Linked DNA regions of Homo sapiens: region 1 is linked to region 2. Evidence: chromatin loops called from intact Hi-C (ENCODE). Cell type or tissue: heart right ventricle. All regions are shown on one strand. Each heading gives the region's core, and the rest is flanking DNA. Links, peaks and the distances in the headings are about the cores only.

Region 1 (7,971 bases), core at 2,032-7,031, 100 kb after region 2:
GGGAGAGACAAATAGAAAGCATAAGGCAGTGTATGAACATGTGTGAGTGTGCATATGACGGTGTGTGTGCATGAGAAAGTGTGTGTGTGTATGCTTGTAAGAATATATGAGTTAGAGTGTGAATGTTCATGTGGGAGTGTGAGTGCATCAGAAAGTGTGTGTGTGTACATGGGAGAGACAAGGAGAAAGTTGAGAGTATGAATGTGTGTATATGTGAGTGTGCATGAGAAAGTGTGTGCGTGTGTGGGTGTAAGAGTATATGGGAGCGTAAATGTGCACGTGAGAGTGTGTGAGTGTTTGTGACTGTGTACGTGTGAATGATGAAGACAGTGTGAGACAGTGTGAGAATGAGTGTGTGTGTGAGTGTGCATGAGTGTGTATGAGAATGTGTGTGAGTGTAAGAATATACACGTGAAAGTGTGCATGTGAGAGTGTGAGTGTGCCTGCAAGGATGTGCGTGCGAGGGTGTAAGTGATAGAGAGACAGAGAGAGAGTGTGAGAGAGTTTGTGGGGAGGGTCCAGGTTGGAACGGGCAGGGGAGGAAAGCTGCACCTGAGCGCAGGCAATTCTGGGGGAAACAGAGATGGGAGAGTAGAGAGGGAAGCTGCTGAGGCGGAGGCAGTGTCCTGGCCAGGTACAGCTCTGCCCTTCAGCTTCCATGGCTCCACGTGGCACCTGCCCCACATCAGAACACCAGCCAGCCAGGCTTCGGTGGGGAGTAAGGTATTGAGTTTCTCAAAGTCATTCTTCTCGGTTAGAAAACAGAAGCAGTAAAGGCCAATGCCCTGTTGGGCGTTTATTCACTCAATGAATCATTGGCAGAGTAGCCGATGGCCTCCTTGGAACACACAATGGTAATAATACTGAAGATTCCTTGTGCCTGGCTCTCTTCCAAGCAGGTACACATACAACACCTTTAACCCTCACAGCCGGTGAGATGGAGATCATCATCTACCCTCCTGACAGTCGAGATGACTTAGGCAAAGAGGGGTGAAGCACCTTGCTCAAGGTCACACAGCGAGTAATTGGAAAAGCTGGGATTCAAACCCAGAGCCTGTGTTCCCAATCATTAAGAACAGGGTCCTGAGAGGAGGCATCAAAGGACAGGTACCACCCATCCACTCCTCAGCAAGCACTTAGTAAGCACCTGCTGATTGAATTGCACCTAGTCCCTGCTCTCCTATGGCTTACAGTTTAGTGGGGGAAACCAGTGCTTAACTATTCTCTGAAATACAGTGCAATAAATGCTCCAGGAGAGAAGAGCTTGGTGTTGTGGGAATGCCAAACCCAGGTACTGGAGCTCAGGGGAGGCTTTCACACGAAGAGATGAAGGAAAAACCGAATTCCAAAGGCGATGTGGAGCTGGCTTACAAGAGGGTGTGGAAGGAGGGGCAGATGGAGCAGTGTGTGCTGGGGCCAAGGGAGGGGAGGCAGGAAAGTCCAGAACTCCCAGGCTCTTCAAGGACATCAGTCGTTTGAAGTTCCAGCCCACCTGGCAGCTGGAGGCCACTGCAGCTGACAACGGGACTGGTAGGCGAGGTCAGGAAGCAGTAGCACCAAAGCAAGTGAGTGAAGTGCCAAAGACAGACCCTGGGCTGCCTCACAGTGACAAAGACTCTGACCTTGAGCAAACTCTAGTCAGGCTCTTCTGAGCCCTCTTCTCAGCCAGGCCTCAGCCTTGCTCTAAAACACTTGCACAATCGCTAATAAGGTTTCCAATACCTCAAGGCCACATCCCCAGGATGCTCCTACCCCCTTAAGGATGCCTGCCTGAGAAAACTCAAGGCTGCCCAGGGGGATTTACTGCTTGCTCTAGCCCACACCTGGAACTAGCCTGACCACTCTTTCGTAGAGCACTTACTAAGAAGGGCAATTTTGAGTTCTCTGTAACCTTTGAGATGTATATGTATCTCCTACAACCCAGGAGTGTGTTTCTCAAGGCCCTGAAAGCTATTCCTTTGAATGTAATCATCAGGAAGGGTAAGGACCTCTGTCTCCCAGTCTCAGAGAGGATAGAATCCTAACTTTCCTAACTGCCAGCTAGCAGGCACAGCTGGTCTGATTGCATTTATACTGAACAGCCCTTCGTAATTTTTCACTTCCCTGACCCTACTGGTTCTGTTTGCCCTCCTTCCTATTCCCTCATTCTTCCCTAAAAATGCCTAGTCTGGCCAGGCATGGTGGCTCACACCTGTAATCTCAGCACTTTGGGAGGCCCAGGCGGATGGATCACCTGAAGTCAGGAGTTCGAGACCAGCCTGGCCAACATGGCAAAACCCATCTCTACTAAAAATACAAAAAATTAGCCGGGTGTGATGGCAGGTACCTGTAATCCCAGCTACTCAGGAGGCTGAGGCAGGAGAATCACTTGAGCCTGGGAGGTGGAGGTTGCAGTTAGCCGAGATTGTGCCATTGCACTCCAGCCTGGGTGACAAGAGCAAAACTCCGTCTCCAAAAAAAAAAAAAAAAAAAAAGTCCAGTCACCTCTGCACAAATTGAAGCTGAGTTCAGTTTACATTGGACTCTTCCCTATTGCAATAGTTATTACTGGTTAATGTCTGTCCTTACCACTTTAGTGTCTGGCTTTGTTTCGCTTGGACAGAATCAGATGAGAAACCACCAAACTCACTGGGCTGAATTATTTCAGCTTATGGACAGCCACAGACAGTGTGAGTACCTGTTCACACAAATCCTGAGGCCCAGCACACACTGGGCCATTCACAAAGCTCATTCAACCCCCCACGGCCCTGACACCACCAGTTTTACCTCTCTGTAGAACAAGAAACTGCTGACTCACTGAAAACAGAGCGCATTTATAAACAGGAAGCTGAGTATGTGACCACAGACATTCAGCATCTGATAGCAATTGCTGAATGTGGCAAAAAAAGAAAAAAGTTTGAACAAAAAAAAAATCTGTGTCACTAAATAAGAACTCTCTAGCTCATGGAAATACAATCCTGCTATTTGATCATTTCATAAATACTTAAATAAGGGGAGTTCTCATTTGGCCAAACCTAGGCACGCTTCAAATATTTACTGAGGCCTTCGAAGGGTGTGGTTTTCCCTTTTTTTCTTTCCATTCCCTCCCAAGCAGAGCAAAAAGGCTCCTTGGTGAGGCCTTCCTGGCCTATACAGAAGAGATTTGTTTTCTCTTTGAGCTCTGATAGCCTGACCGTCCCACATCAGACCTCTGTGCTGGTGCAGAGGAGGGCTCTGCCAGGAGGGCTCCCAGAGAGATGCACAAACACTGGCGGGTTAACACTCCGACATGCAGCTCTTCCTACAAAGCATTGACTGGATGGTACTGAAGCTAAAAAATGGAGACTCACTTGTATCAACCATAGTAAAGAGCCTGTAAGAGGACGCAGTTCCCCCTGCTTTCAGCAGCAATGAAGAGGCTCATTTTCCTTGGAGTTTCTTTGTTGTTGGGGGGTTGGTTTCTAGCAAACTGACCCAAGAAGGCTAATGGCCGAGGAAAAAACCAGGTGATTATTTTCTAAAAGATTATCTTCTGGGAGTCGGTGCCATTGCTGCCTTTGTCATCAGGGTAAAGGTATCCCAGTGATGTATGGAATCTTTCCACTTCTCTTCCGGGGAATTGGGCATGGATAACAATAGCACAGTGCCGGGAACATAGTAAATTCCTAATAAAGAGTAGCTAAGTGTTTTTTATGCAGAGTTTTGTCTAATCTTCACAATAACCTTAGGAGGTAAGTATTGGCAATCTGATTGGGTAAATCAATACTGAAGTCTCTACAGGAGCAGCATATTTGGGAGTATGGTCCAGGTATGCCTGGTTTCAGAATGCAGCCATTTGCCTAACTTATTGCTGACATTTTCAAGCAGGATGTGTCCTTTATATTTATACTGAATTAATTGGACATACTGATATTCAAATATACCTACAAAGTAGAAAATCTTATTTGGTAATTCATCATCAGCTTCTCACAGAGCAGCAGATAGCACTTGTTTTTCTATTATGTACCAAGAAAATTCTGTGTTGGAATTTACAAGTAGCAGTGGTTGTGTCAAAATGCCTCAGACAACATATTAATGATGCTCATAGTAACTAACTTTTATGGAGTGTTTCTTGTGTGCTGGATGGGATGTGTAAGTGCCATGATATTCAACATAGCCTCAACACAACCCCTGTGCTGTCATTGTCATTAGCTCCAATTTACAGATGAGGAATCTTGAGGCTCCAAAAGACTGTTTATAAGCAGGCTGACTCTGGAGCCCCTGCTCTTACCCATTATGCTGCTCTGTAAAAAGGGCTTTAGCTAGAACACTCCTTTTTATTTCTGTAAAGAGGAGACTGCTGTTTCTTCTGTTTTATTGGAGTCTGGAGAAAAATCTCCTTGAGCAAGGATGATTACTATGGCTTAGATTGAAGCTTCCAGAAGTAGACCTTGACAAGGGCTATGTGCACGTGAATTGTGAAGGAAGTGCTCCCATAGGAAGTCCAGGAAAGAGCAGGAAAAACAGGACAGGAGCCGGGAGCAAACCAAACAAAGGTGTGATGTCAGGCAAAGTCCTGAGGAGGGAGGCCTGTGCCTGATTCTACAGGGGAACTCCAGGGTAAAAATTCTGTCTGAGTTCGTCCAGATGCAAAAGTCAGCGAGGCTTTGAAGTTCTCTAGGGAAGGGCTGCCCAGAGGGCATGTAAATTCTCAGGCACTTCCAACTTTCCAGCCACAGGTGCCAGTGGACCTAAGGTTATCTTAAAAGAGAGTTGCAAGTTTGAGCCTTGGAAGCAAGCCACAGAAACCCGGAAGGGTGCACGGAGCTGGAAAAGAATTGATATGGGTTGCGTGTGGGTGGAGCACCCCCAGGGGCTGCTGCATCTAGTAATCATAAGTCAGGAATTCGTTTTGCTGAATCAGAGCAAACTCCATCTAGCAGAAGCAACACCAAAGTGTCTCTTTCCTGTAGGTAAAGCCTAAAGATCAACAATTTGGGGCTGTATGGTGATTTATTTCAGGGGTGGACAAAACATGCCCCATGCCAAATCTGGCCCCAGGGTCTTTGTATAGCTTTGGAGCTAGGAATTATTATTCCTTTTTTAAATGGCTGAAAATGATGAGAGATTCTACTGTTTCCTTGCATAGAATTTTAAAAAAAGAAAATTATAAGGGATTCAAATTTCAATGTCCATAAATAAAGTTTTATCGAAAAACAAATTGGAACATTAGAAACTCATTTATTCTATATTTTCCATGGATATTTTCACTCTCAAATGGCAGAATTGACTAGTGGTGACAGAGACCTGTAGGGTCTACGAAACTGAAGATTCGGCCCTTTAGAGAAAAAGTTTGCTGGCCCTTGTTCTGCAGGATCAGGAAGCGGGGCTTCTTTATTTTGCGGTGCCACATCCTCAACACGTGCTTTCAGCTCATGGCCCAATATAGTTACTGAAGCGCCAGCCACCATGTCTGCCTTCAAGCCAGTGCAAAACAGAACAAAGAATTCACTTCCTCCCTTTAGGAAAACTTCTAAGAATCACATTCCTCACTTCTGCTATATCAGGCCAGAACTTAGTCTCCTTATCATACCTGTAAAACCTTACTCCAAAAGCTATGAGGCCAGCAAAAATTTGGAATTCCTTTGTTCAGGAAAAGTATATAAGGAGACAATTTCTAGCTCTGCCTCACCTAGTTAAGAGTTTCAAAACAAGGAAGAATGGTATGTAATAATATAGGCAGGAATAAAAACTAAATTGTTCTAATGTCTCACATTTAAATTACAATGTAATTTATGACAAACAAATTACAATGTTTCTTTTCTCCATCAAATTTTCCATTTCTCTTAGTTTTTAAGGTAGCCTAGGAAATTAGTTAAGTACCCTATTTTCCTTGCTTGTATCCAGGTCTTTGTTCCTACCAAGAAGAAACAAATTACCAAATAAAAAGGTTAAAAAGTGTACTTCTCCGAGCATTACCACAAATACTAAGAGGGAGAAGGTGGCATAACTGCTGCCTCAGTTGAAGCTCTCACATTTTTCATTCACACCATTGTGACAGCCTATCTTGCAGCCCTCTAATGGAGAGTCCAGACTTCTTGTCTTAAACCTCCACCCTTTGCACATCTGCTCACATTGCTGCCTCCATCTGTCTACATTGCAAATATCACCATGTTGCTTCCTGTCTGCATCCAACATGTGAGGAGGAGAAAGCCCAACTCTCCTGCGTGGCCTCCACGACCTGCCTGATGCGTGGGCATCAGCTCCTGCTGGTTGCACCTTGCTCTTCATAGTCCACAGACCACACTCCAGGCAGACACCATTTGCAGAGCTGTTTCAGCCCCTAAGTCAAGATTCTGGGGAACACAGGAAGTCCACTTGCTGGAATCCCTAACGACATCAGCCCCTTGTTCTCACCAGTATCCCTGTGACAAACACCCCTGTTAGCCTAAACCAGTGGTTCTCAACCAAGAGCAATTTTGGCAACACTTTGGCAACACTTGGCAACATCTGGAGACTTTTTTTTGTCTTGACTGAGGGAGGGGAGAGTGTAACTGGCATCTGGTGGGTAGAGGCCAACAGTGCTGTGTGGCATCCTGTGCTGCACACGAGACAGCTCTCCCCCAAAAGAACGATTCCGCCCAAAATGTCAGTAGTACTGAGGTTGACACTGGCCTGTGCTAGCTCAAAGGTTCCTGTGATTTTTAACAAACACACCTTACCAAGCTCAGCTGTGTCCCACAGATGCTTCCAGCTTTTCAGCTCAGTGGGGGGCGTGGAAGAATAGATGGAAATGCCACACAGTGTGGGTGCATGATGTGGGAAACATTGGGTGCTGGGAGCCCCAAATCCAGAATAATAAACTCAGAATTGTGGTGGCGGCGGAGTATAGGTGAGCAGGAACACTTTCAAAAGGAAGTGGATGTACGCTATGATGTACTGGAGGAGTTGGAGTTAGCCAAGTGGAAAGGGAGGTGGCTTGTTCTAGGAAGATGAAAGGAGTCATACCCAGGGCCTGGAGGCCAGCACGCTGGAGGCCCCCAGGGATTTGAAGAAAGCTGGTGTGGTTGGCACCTAGAAAGTGACTGAGTGAGCAGAGAGATGAGGGTTGGGAGGAAAGCAGAGACCAGACTACAGACAGGTAACTGAGCTTGTACTTCCTTCGAGGGCAAGCTTAGGGAACCCAGGGGAAGTCCCTGGGTGTTTCTCCCCTGGAATCTGCTGAAAGATGGGGAGTAGGTGGCACGGGGGAGGGATGTGGAGAAAGTTGGGCTTTGTTCTCCAGTCTTCTGTCCCTCCTTTGTGAGGTGTGTAATTCTCGCTATTTACAGCAGTCAAGTAACCCTGATTCCACCCAAGAAACCCCCTTTCACGCATACTAGTTTGAGTGGGTTTCTTTTTCCATCAAACAAATGAGCTCTGATCACGAAGGAGCCTGAAATCCGGGAGAAAAATCTAAATGAGAGATTCTGATGACAGATGATGCTTAAAGCCAACAGGAATGGATAAGAATCCTCAAGAATAGGCTAACCTGTCAAGATAAGAGGACTTGAGCTAGAACCCCGAGGAACGTTTCCACTTAAGGAAGTGGCAATTGGAGGGAAATCCAAAGGGCACTAAGGCAAACCAAAGAAGCAGGAGAAAGATTCGGCAGTGCAGTGCCATGGAAGACAAGAGAAAGAAGGGACAGAGAAACAAGGTAAAATGTTGCAGAGGGGTTGGGAAAGAGCTGAAGAATGTTCCATCAGTATTAGCAACAAGGTCATTGGTGGCTTAGATGAGAAAATGACAGCAGAATGATGACCACAGAGGTCTGGTATCGATGAGTGGATGCATGCATGGGAGATGAGGCAGTGGAGAGAGATGGGTGGAGGACACCACTGAAATTTGGGAATGGAGATTCAGAGACAATATCAGTGTCCTGGGCTGCCAAAATGAAGTACCAAATACTGAATGGCTTATATAACAGAAACTTGCTGTCTCACAGTTTTGAGGCTAGAAGTGTGAGGTCAA
Region 2 (7,971 bases), core at 1,878-6,877:
TTTTATCTGTCTTTTCCCTGTGGTGTCCTCAGTGCCTGGCATGGTATCTGGCACATTATGGAGGCTCAACAAATACTGAGTGCCTAATGCCTTCATGGAGTTTATGTTCGGTAGGGAAGACAATACAATTATTTTATAAATGGAATGAGATCTGCTCTACTCTTCAGTAAAGCAGTTGAGGAGATAGAGAATGATTGTGATTAAAGAATACCGATGCTACAGAGACGGTGGTCCGGGAAGGTCTGTTCAAGGTGGTGATATTTGCATGGAGGCTTGTGTGTGGGTGGCTCCGAAGATCTCCCCCACTGATTTGCAAGGACTCATAGGATTTAGCATACTCATGGCTAAGATTTATTACAGTAAAAAATGTGAAGCAAAATCAGCAAAGGGAACCAGCACATGGGGTGAAGTCCAGAGGAAACTGGGTCAAGCTCCAAGAGTCCTTTTCCAGGAAAGTCACCTAGGATGCACTTAATGCCTCCAGCAACGAGTTGTCATGACACATGCAAAGTGTTGATACAAGGGAAGCTCATGAGATACTGAGTGCCCAGGATTTTTACTGGGAGCCAGTCAGGTAGACACCCTCTGCTTAGTATGTACCCAAATCCCTGGCCCCCAGAAGGAAGCAGGTGTCCAGCATAAATCACATTATTTATACAAGCAATTTAGACACAGCAAGCCTCCCTTATAATTTAGGGGAAGTTTTATATTAGCATGGGAAACTGTTTAATAGCCGAGTTCCCAGATACCAGTGCAGTGCCAACCTTCTGAGCAGGGCTTTCTCAGGACAGGCAACCTTCAGCCTGTGAGGTGAACTCTTTTCTGAGTAAAGGTGGGAAGCTGGGGGAGGGTGATTAGACTGGGAAGTGAGGAGCCATAGGCATGTTAGAGGGAAGAGCACTCGAGGCAGAAGAATGATTAAGGGCAAAGACAGTGAGTCTGGAGCGTGTTTGACGACATGGAAAGCTCATGTGACTGGAGCAGATGGAGGGAGGAGGAGAGTGAATAGATATCTCTCCATGGTGAGAGTTGATTTCTGGGCATAAGGACCCCCCAGCGCCAGACAGTTTTGTTCCACAGGCCTTTCAGAGATAATGACAGGGAAGCAGGCCAGCACTTATTGACCCCCTGCTAAGACTCAGGCTCAGTTCTAAAAGTATCACATAAATGATTAAATGATTTCTCGTTTAATTCTCTCAATGACTCTTGAAATAAAATGAAGACTGCAACAGACTTGGGGCACAGAAAGGTTAAGTTACTTGACCAAAGTCATATGGTTAGAAGAGCGGGCGGGTCTTGTGGCCAGGATGTCTTTGCCCAGAGCCCCCACTTGCAACCTGTGGCGTGGGCTGTGAAATTAATTGAGTCAGAACCAATTTTTTAAAAAATTAAATAGAATGGGTAGTATCAGAATGTGTTGTGTATAATGAGGGTAAATATTGTTTTTTGTGAAAATTTTGCTTCATATATATAGAGTTTTAAACACACACACATAAGAATATATATATGCATACTAGGTTGCTTTGAAAAATGTATTCTTTAGTTTTGGTATTAATGAAAAAACATTGTAAGCTACTGACCTAGCAAAGCTAGATTCTTTTGTAGATATGAATCACACATTTTTTCATCACTCCACCTGTTTCTGGGATAATCTGGGATAATAATGTTTATGGGATTGAGTCAAGTCCCAGAAGTTCATCTACTAGAACTTCTATCCACCAGGACACTAGAAACTGGTACTATAGAGTAGTGCTAGAGTTGACACAGCCTATAACAAGCCCCAAGTCCCGCTTTATCAGGATACATTACCACACGTAAGAGGGCTCTGTGTTCTAGGTGGGGAGTCAGGTTTGTTGCCCTCAGCTTTGAAGTCTCCTTGTGACTCCTCAAGGTCCCAGCCCTGCCTGCTGGTTAACCCTGACTGCCCTTGACCCTGCGCCTCTGCCTTGTTCGTTTCAGCAGGAAAGGAGGTTGGGATGGAAGTACCAGCCACACTGTCTGCAAACCTGACTGATCCACTTTATATACTGCTGTTGTGGCCCAAAGTTATGAAGGAAGAAAAATAACACATTATGAAATTTTAAATATTCCAAGAAAAAGGGATGTAGATTAGGGTGTATAATCACAGTGTTGCTTTCCTTGTGTCTACAGTATAATGTGAATGAAATTGCTGTCAGGATTTTAGAATGATGAAGTCTTGTGCACTGAAATTTTATGATTTAATCACAATGGCTATTAACAATGTCAACATAATTTAGACTTGATGAAAAAGAGCCAAGAGGCATCCAGGAATTGGCCTTGCTGATTTTGATAGCCTGTGTAGGCAATTTATGACATTTAAGACATCCTTTTATTATTATTATTATTATTATTATTATTATACTTTAAGTTTTAGGGTACATGTGCACAATGTGCAGGTTAGTTACATATGTATACATGTGCCATGCTGGTGCGCTGCACCCACTAACTCGTCATCTAGCATTAGGTATATCTCCCAATGCTATCCCTCCCCCCTACCCCCACTCCACAACAGTCCCCAGAGTGTGATGTTCCCCTTCCTTTGTCCATGTGTTCTCACTGTTCAATTCCCACCTATGAGTGAGAATATGCGGTGTTTGGTTTTTTGTTCTTGCGATAGTTTACTGAGAATGATGATTTCCAATTTCATCCATGTCCCTACAAAGGACATGAACTCATCATTTTTTATGGCTGCATGGTATCCCATGGTGTATATGTGCCACATTTTCTTAATCCAGTCTATCATTGTTGGACATTTGGGTTGGTTCCAAGTCTTTGCTATTGTGAATAGTGCCGCAATAAACATACGTGCGCATGTGTCTTTATAGCAGCAAGATTTATAGTCCTTTGGATATATACCCAGTAATGGGATGGCTGGGTCAAATGGTATTTCTAGTTCTAGATCCTTGAGGAATGCTCACCATCACTGGCCATCAGAGAAATGCAAATCAAAACCACAATGAGATACCATCTCACACCAGTTAGAATGGCGATCATTAAAAAGTCAGGAAACAACAGGTGCTGGAGAGGATGTGGAGAAATAGGAACACTTTTACACTGTTGGTGGGACTGTAAACTAGTTCAACCATTGTGGAAGTCAGTGTGGCGATTCCTTAAAACATCCTTTTAATATCTGCCCCTCATTTTTTATTGGAGTGTGGTATCTCTTTTATCCACTAGAATGTGTAATAACAATGGCAAATGAGCATAGAAACTTTCTGGAAAGACTGTGTGTATTGATCAATTGCAGAGTGTTCTCATAAATTGATAACCTTTAACATTATTAAATAATTTTCACACATCAGGTGTGTTTACTTTTTTGTGAAAGCTAATAGATATAGCATATGCATTTTATCAACATAGTAGAGCCACGAGAATGCAGTTTTCAATAACATAGTTTCTCCAAAGCTATGGTTACCAGTTACTTCTTTCCAGGCAAAGTTTTAAACTTAGGAGATTATTTCAGATGATGATGTTTCTTATTTCTATATTTCAGAGCATATCAAACAGTAATAATAACAACCATTTACATGGTCCATTACATGGTCCTAATGATAGTTATTACTTACATAGTACTTACAGTGCCTGGCATTGTTCTATGCGCTTTACATTTACCCAGTGAATCTTCAACAACTCTCTGGGATATGATTTTTATTTTAAAGATGAGAAATCTGCAATGCAGAGAGGCTTTGACACTTCTCCAAGGTCCAAAGCAGAAGGGCTGCTGGTGGACAGCAAGTGGCAGAGCTAGAATGCGAGTTTGAGTTTGGCACCACAGTGTTCTCTCACTTCTTCCTTCATAGTTAGCGAAGAAGCTCAAGGACCTGGTGAAGCAGATAAAGAGAGTATTGCTCTTATTCCAATTTTAAGAAGGTGGAATTAAAGATCAAGAGGTTAAGCGATTTGCCCAAAATAACAAAGTTAGTGGCAGAGTCTGGGGCAAAGGCAGTTATGCAAATGCAAATGTGATAAAGTCTTCAGATTCAGTGCTGTTTCTGACTTTTCAAACAGCATGTTCTCAAGACATTCGGATTATCCTGCATGATGACTCACTCTCCCTACTTGTCATCTGGGCCTGGAGGAGGTGGCAAGAAAGTCTGTCTGCAGCCTAAGTGGGAGAAGAAGGTGGGAGCGTGGGGGATAGAGTTGCTGATAACATCTCAGACTCTGGAGGGAGTTCATAGCCAGCAATCAGAATGTTAACCTCTGTGTCCCACCATTTAAAACACACTTCTTTCTCCTGACAAATTAAAACATTTCCTTAAGCCACAGTTCTTTCAGCTGATCTCCAAGGTCATTCAATGGTACAAGAGATCATTTGTGTCCCAACAAACTGGAATTGGGAATTGGAGTTAGGCCATCTTGGGTGAATCCTTTGCATTTTACTTTGAAATATATTCTACTGAGTATTTTTGTATTCAAATATGATCAGTGAATTTTGTGCATATCTGATAAAACATATTTTTGTCCACAAGGGGGCTTCATTTTCCTATTTTTCAAGTTCCTCTTTCAGTAATACTATACATTTTGTTTTGTTGTTTTTATACTGAAAATAGAACCATTTGCTTGCTTTTGAGAAATACTTGTCATCACTAAAAGGAGCTTTGAGAGCTGGTCACAGTAGAAGAATTAAGGCAGCAAAGTTTGAAATGCCAATTGAAGCTCTCGGGGGACCAACAGTGGGAGAGTGAATTCATGAGCATTTCACATCCCTCGTATGAAACGCAACAAAGGTCTAGGCTTTGTTGTTTTTGTTTGTTTGTTTGTTTGTTTGTTTTTGAGACGAAGTCTTGCTCTGTCACCCAGGCTGAAGTGCAGTGGCACGATCTCGGCTCACTGCAACCTCTGCCTCCAAAGGTCTGGGCTTTTAAATATTAAGTTTACAACTAGGATTAAATGGGATCACAATTAGGTTTCTAAATACCACTAAACTCTTCTTAAAGCTAAAGGTCAATTTAAAAATTATTATTCCAGGTTTGTGTTATTTTCTGATATTTATGCTTTGAACTATTCTTTTTTGGGCTTTGGATCACTTTAAAATCTGAATTCAAATTGGGGGTCTTTGTTTTCCTTCTCCTCATCTGCCTGAAGTTTCCATTACCAAGCACTGGGCACTAAATCAGGCCTTACCTGAAGCAATGGGGTCGTTAATTGAACTAAATTTGGTTTGAGTGGAAATGAGACCTGAGGCTACTAGATCTTGTTTTGAGTGGCAGGTTTTCCATTTGTTTTGGAAGATGGTATATTTCAGAGGCGAGAGGGAGGGAAAGCAGTGTTCCATAGCAGAGTAGCTGCAGTGGAAAACATGCTTTGTCCAGCCTTGGTGTGTATGGCCTTGGAAAAAATGATTGTTTCTACAAGTCACGAGAAGAGAAATGGCAGCACATTTCCAAGTCAGCTGGAGCTCTAGAAGAAATGAGGATGAGATATGTGGATGGATTAAAAAATGTAAAAAGTGAAAAACCAGAATGAGTGGGCTTGGAATTTTGTTAAACAGTCCAACTTGCGCATTTTATTATAGCCTTTCTGTGGGTTTAAATGAAGGCCAAAACCTTATTATTTGAACGTTGTATTGATTCGCATTTCTGGTAGCTATTTAAAAGCTGATGTCCTTAGAGCTTAGTGCTGCAAAATCTTCAGTAGGCATATTCAAATGGCAAGATATAGGCATGTCCATCAACAACACAATTATTAAACAGATAAACTATTCACCCCAAGTTATGAAAGAATGCTGGAAGATTAAACAAAATCTGCAGTACATGTTATAGAATAGCCTCAATAATGGCAATAATCACACTCTAAGTGACTTTTTGGAAATACTAAAAAGTCACATCTGTCCTCAAAGCCAAATCTGATGAAGAAGATGGGTCATATAAAGCTAATATTTATTGAATGCTTACTATGTGCCTGATGAAACAGTTCTAAACACTTTTCATATATTAAGTCACTCAGTCTGTGCAACAGCTCTATCATTTCTAGTTTACTGATGAGGAAATTAAGGCAGAGAGAGGTTAAGAAATGTGCCCAAGGTTATATAGCTAGTAAGCAACAAAGCAGTGACCCAAACCCAGGTGGTTTAACTGGACAGAAACTAAATCAAGCATTCTTGAACAACCTGAAAATATTTAAAAGAATTTCAAGTAGTGCTATTGTTATTGGCACATGTTATTTTTCAACATAACTACTTTGAGGAGTTAAACATTGGTTTGGCAGTGTAAGTTCGTGTGTGTGTGCATGCGCATGTGTATATATGTGGAGTATGTGGGTATTTATTTATGTATAATTACTTTATGGTCTCATCTGTTAACTTTTAAGAAATTAAAGGATAATTCACAAAGTAGTTTTTTTTCCTGTGTTATCAGTAGTTGGTGTATTAGAAGGAAGCAGAATGGATTATCTTCCAGCCCCATTATGCCTGACATGAAAACATAGGAATCTTATATACTTTCTGAGTTTCCTGTCTCAAGTTCTGTTTAGTTATTAGATGATGCCATCCATCATCTAATTGGAGTAAGTTATTTCACAAACTGCTCTTTCTACTGAGGGAAATGGTTCTCTTTAACTGGAGAGATCATCTATTAAGTCATTTAGGACTGAATTTTTAAACAAGTTATGAAAAAGCGTAGAAGATGATAAAGTTCTTATGCATGGGTATGTGCACATGGTGTTTCTGTGGGTAAGAAAAATACATATAAATACAAATACAGATATAAATGTGAAATTTGAGTTAGTGACAAAACTACTTGTCTTTAGTGTTAGTGAAGTATCCTGTGGCTGCATGATTAGAGAAACTCAAAACAGCCAAATTCCATCAAATGTGATTCAGTGTCCATATAAACATTTTAAACCCATGTTCAAAACTGAACTCCTGATCTTACTCCCCAAATCTACTCTACATTCAGCTTTCCTTATCTCAACTGATGGTAACCCTGTCCTCGTTTCTGAGGCCCAAACCATAGAGTCATTCTCACCGCCTTTCCTTCTTTCACACCTCGCCAAATTGAAATAGCCAGAAGCTCGGCTGGTTTTGTCTTCAACAGACACCCAGAATTTGGCCACTTCCCACCACCTCTGCAACTTCTGGGGCCACTCTCTTCTGTCATCCTTCTCTGGAATTATTGTAGTCACCTCCTAACTGGTCTCTCTGCCTCTACCTTGTACCTCCCAGAGTCTATTCCTGATACAGAAGCCAAAGGATTCTGTGAAAACATGAGTCTGACCAGGTCACTCCTCACCTAAAACTCTGCAATGATCCATCATTGCACTCAAGGAAGAACCAGAGTTTTTACAGTAGCGTTCAAGACCCCGAACAATATGACAACCTTCATTATGTTTCAACTCATCTCCTTTTACTCTTCATCTTGCTTATTCTGCTCCTTCCAACTGACCGATTTCCTAGTCTCCCAACAGATGAGGCCTGCCTTTGGGCTGTTTCCTCTGCCTGTATGGTCCTCCCCTAGATATTTACATATTCACTGGCTCCCTCTTCACCTCCTTCCAGTCTTTCCTCAAACTGAACCTCATACTTAACATTTGCTCACTCCTGAGGCCCCCCTTATCTTGCTTTATTTTTTCTTTTTTTTCATAGTGCTGTGACTTTTTTTTGACACATTGTTTAATTCATTTCTTTATTATGCCATTGTTTCTTCTCTGTGTCCCTTTGTCCCTTCCTGCTGGAATGGAGGCTCCTGAGAACAGGACTCTTTTTTTGGTTACGGATGTATAGCAAACACCCAGAACATTGTCTGGAAGATAGTAAATGCTCAATAAATGCTTGATGAATCGTTAAATTAAGATGTTTAGGCAATGTAAATAGATTTTAAATGTAATTGGAAAATAGGAACTAGTACTCAGATACAATTGTAGATGTGTGCTATCAGCACAGCAAACATTGCAAGGCCATAAGAACAAGATATTTGTGTTCTTGCAAGACAGGTAGGACAAATAGGATAG

Evidence for each region. A loop is a pair of places that touch in the nucleus more often than their neighbours do. Peaks named below come from ENCODE experiments on the same cell type or tissue, not always from the same donor. Only the 100,000 strongest peaks of a DNase experiment are listed, where the experiment ranks them.
Region 1: it touches region 2 in a loop (2.1-fold over the local background); 15 of 110 quality-filtered maps call a loop at or near these places.

Annotation. Positions count from the first base shown.
Region 1 is chr5:54,739,373-54,747,343 of GRCh38, reverse strand. LINC02998 (long intergenic non-protein coding RNA 2998) reads left to right here and starts at 3,086. Exons shown (of 3, transcript NR_104658.1): 1 at 3,086-3,485. RefSeq lists a cis regulatory region at 2,787-2,797 and an enhancer at 2,720-2,864. In heart right ventricle, for the core only: a CTCF peak has its summit at 4,534; a DNase peak (open chromatin) is centred at 2,702; H3K27ac peaks cover 1,774 bases.
Region 2 is chr5:54,841,854-54,849,824 of GRCh38, reverse strand. It overlaps the pseudogene CSPG4BP. Among named protein-coding and RNA genes, the nearest start is that of LINC02998, 100 kb to the right of the region's middle. In heart right ventricle, for the core only: a CTCF peak has its summit at 4,499 (motif pointing right); no DNase peak of the experiment used is centred there; H3K4me3 peaks cover 642 bases; H3K27ac peaks cover 550 bases.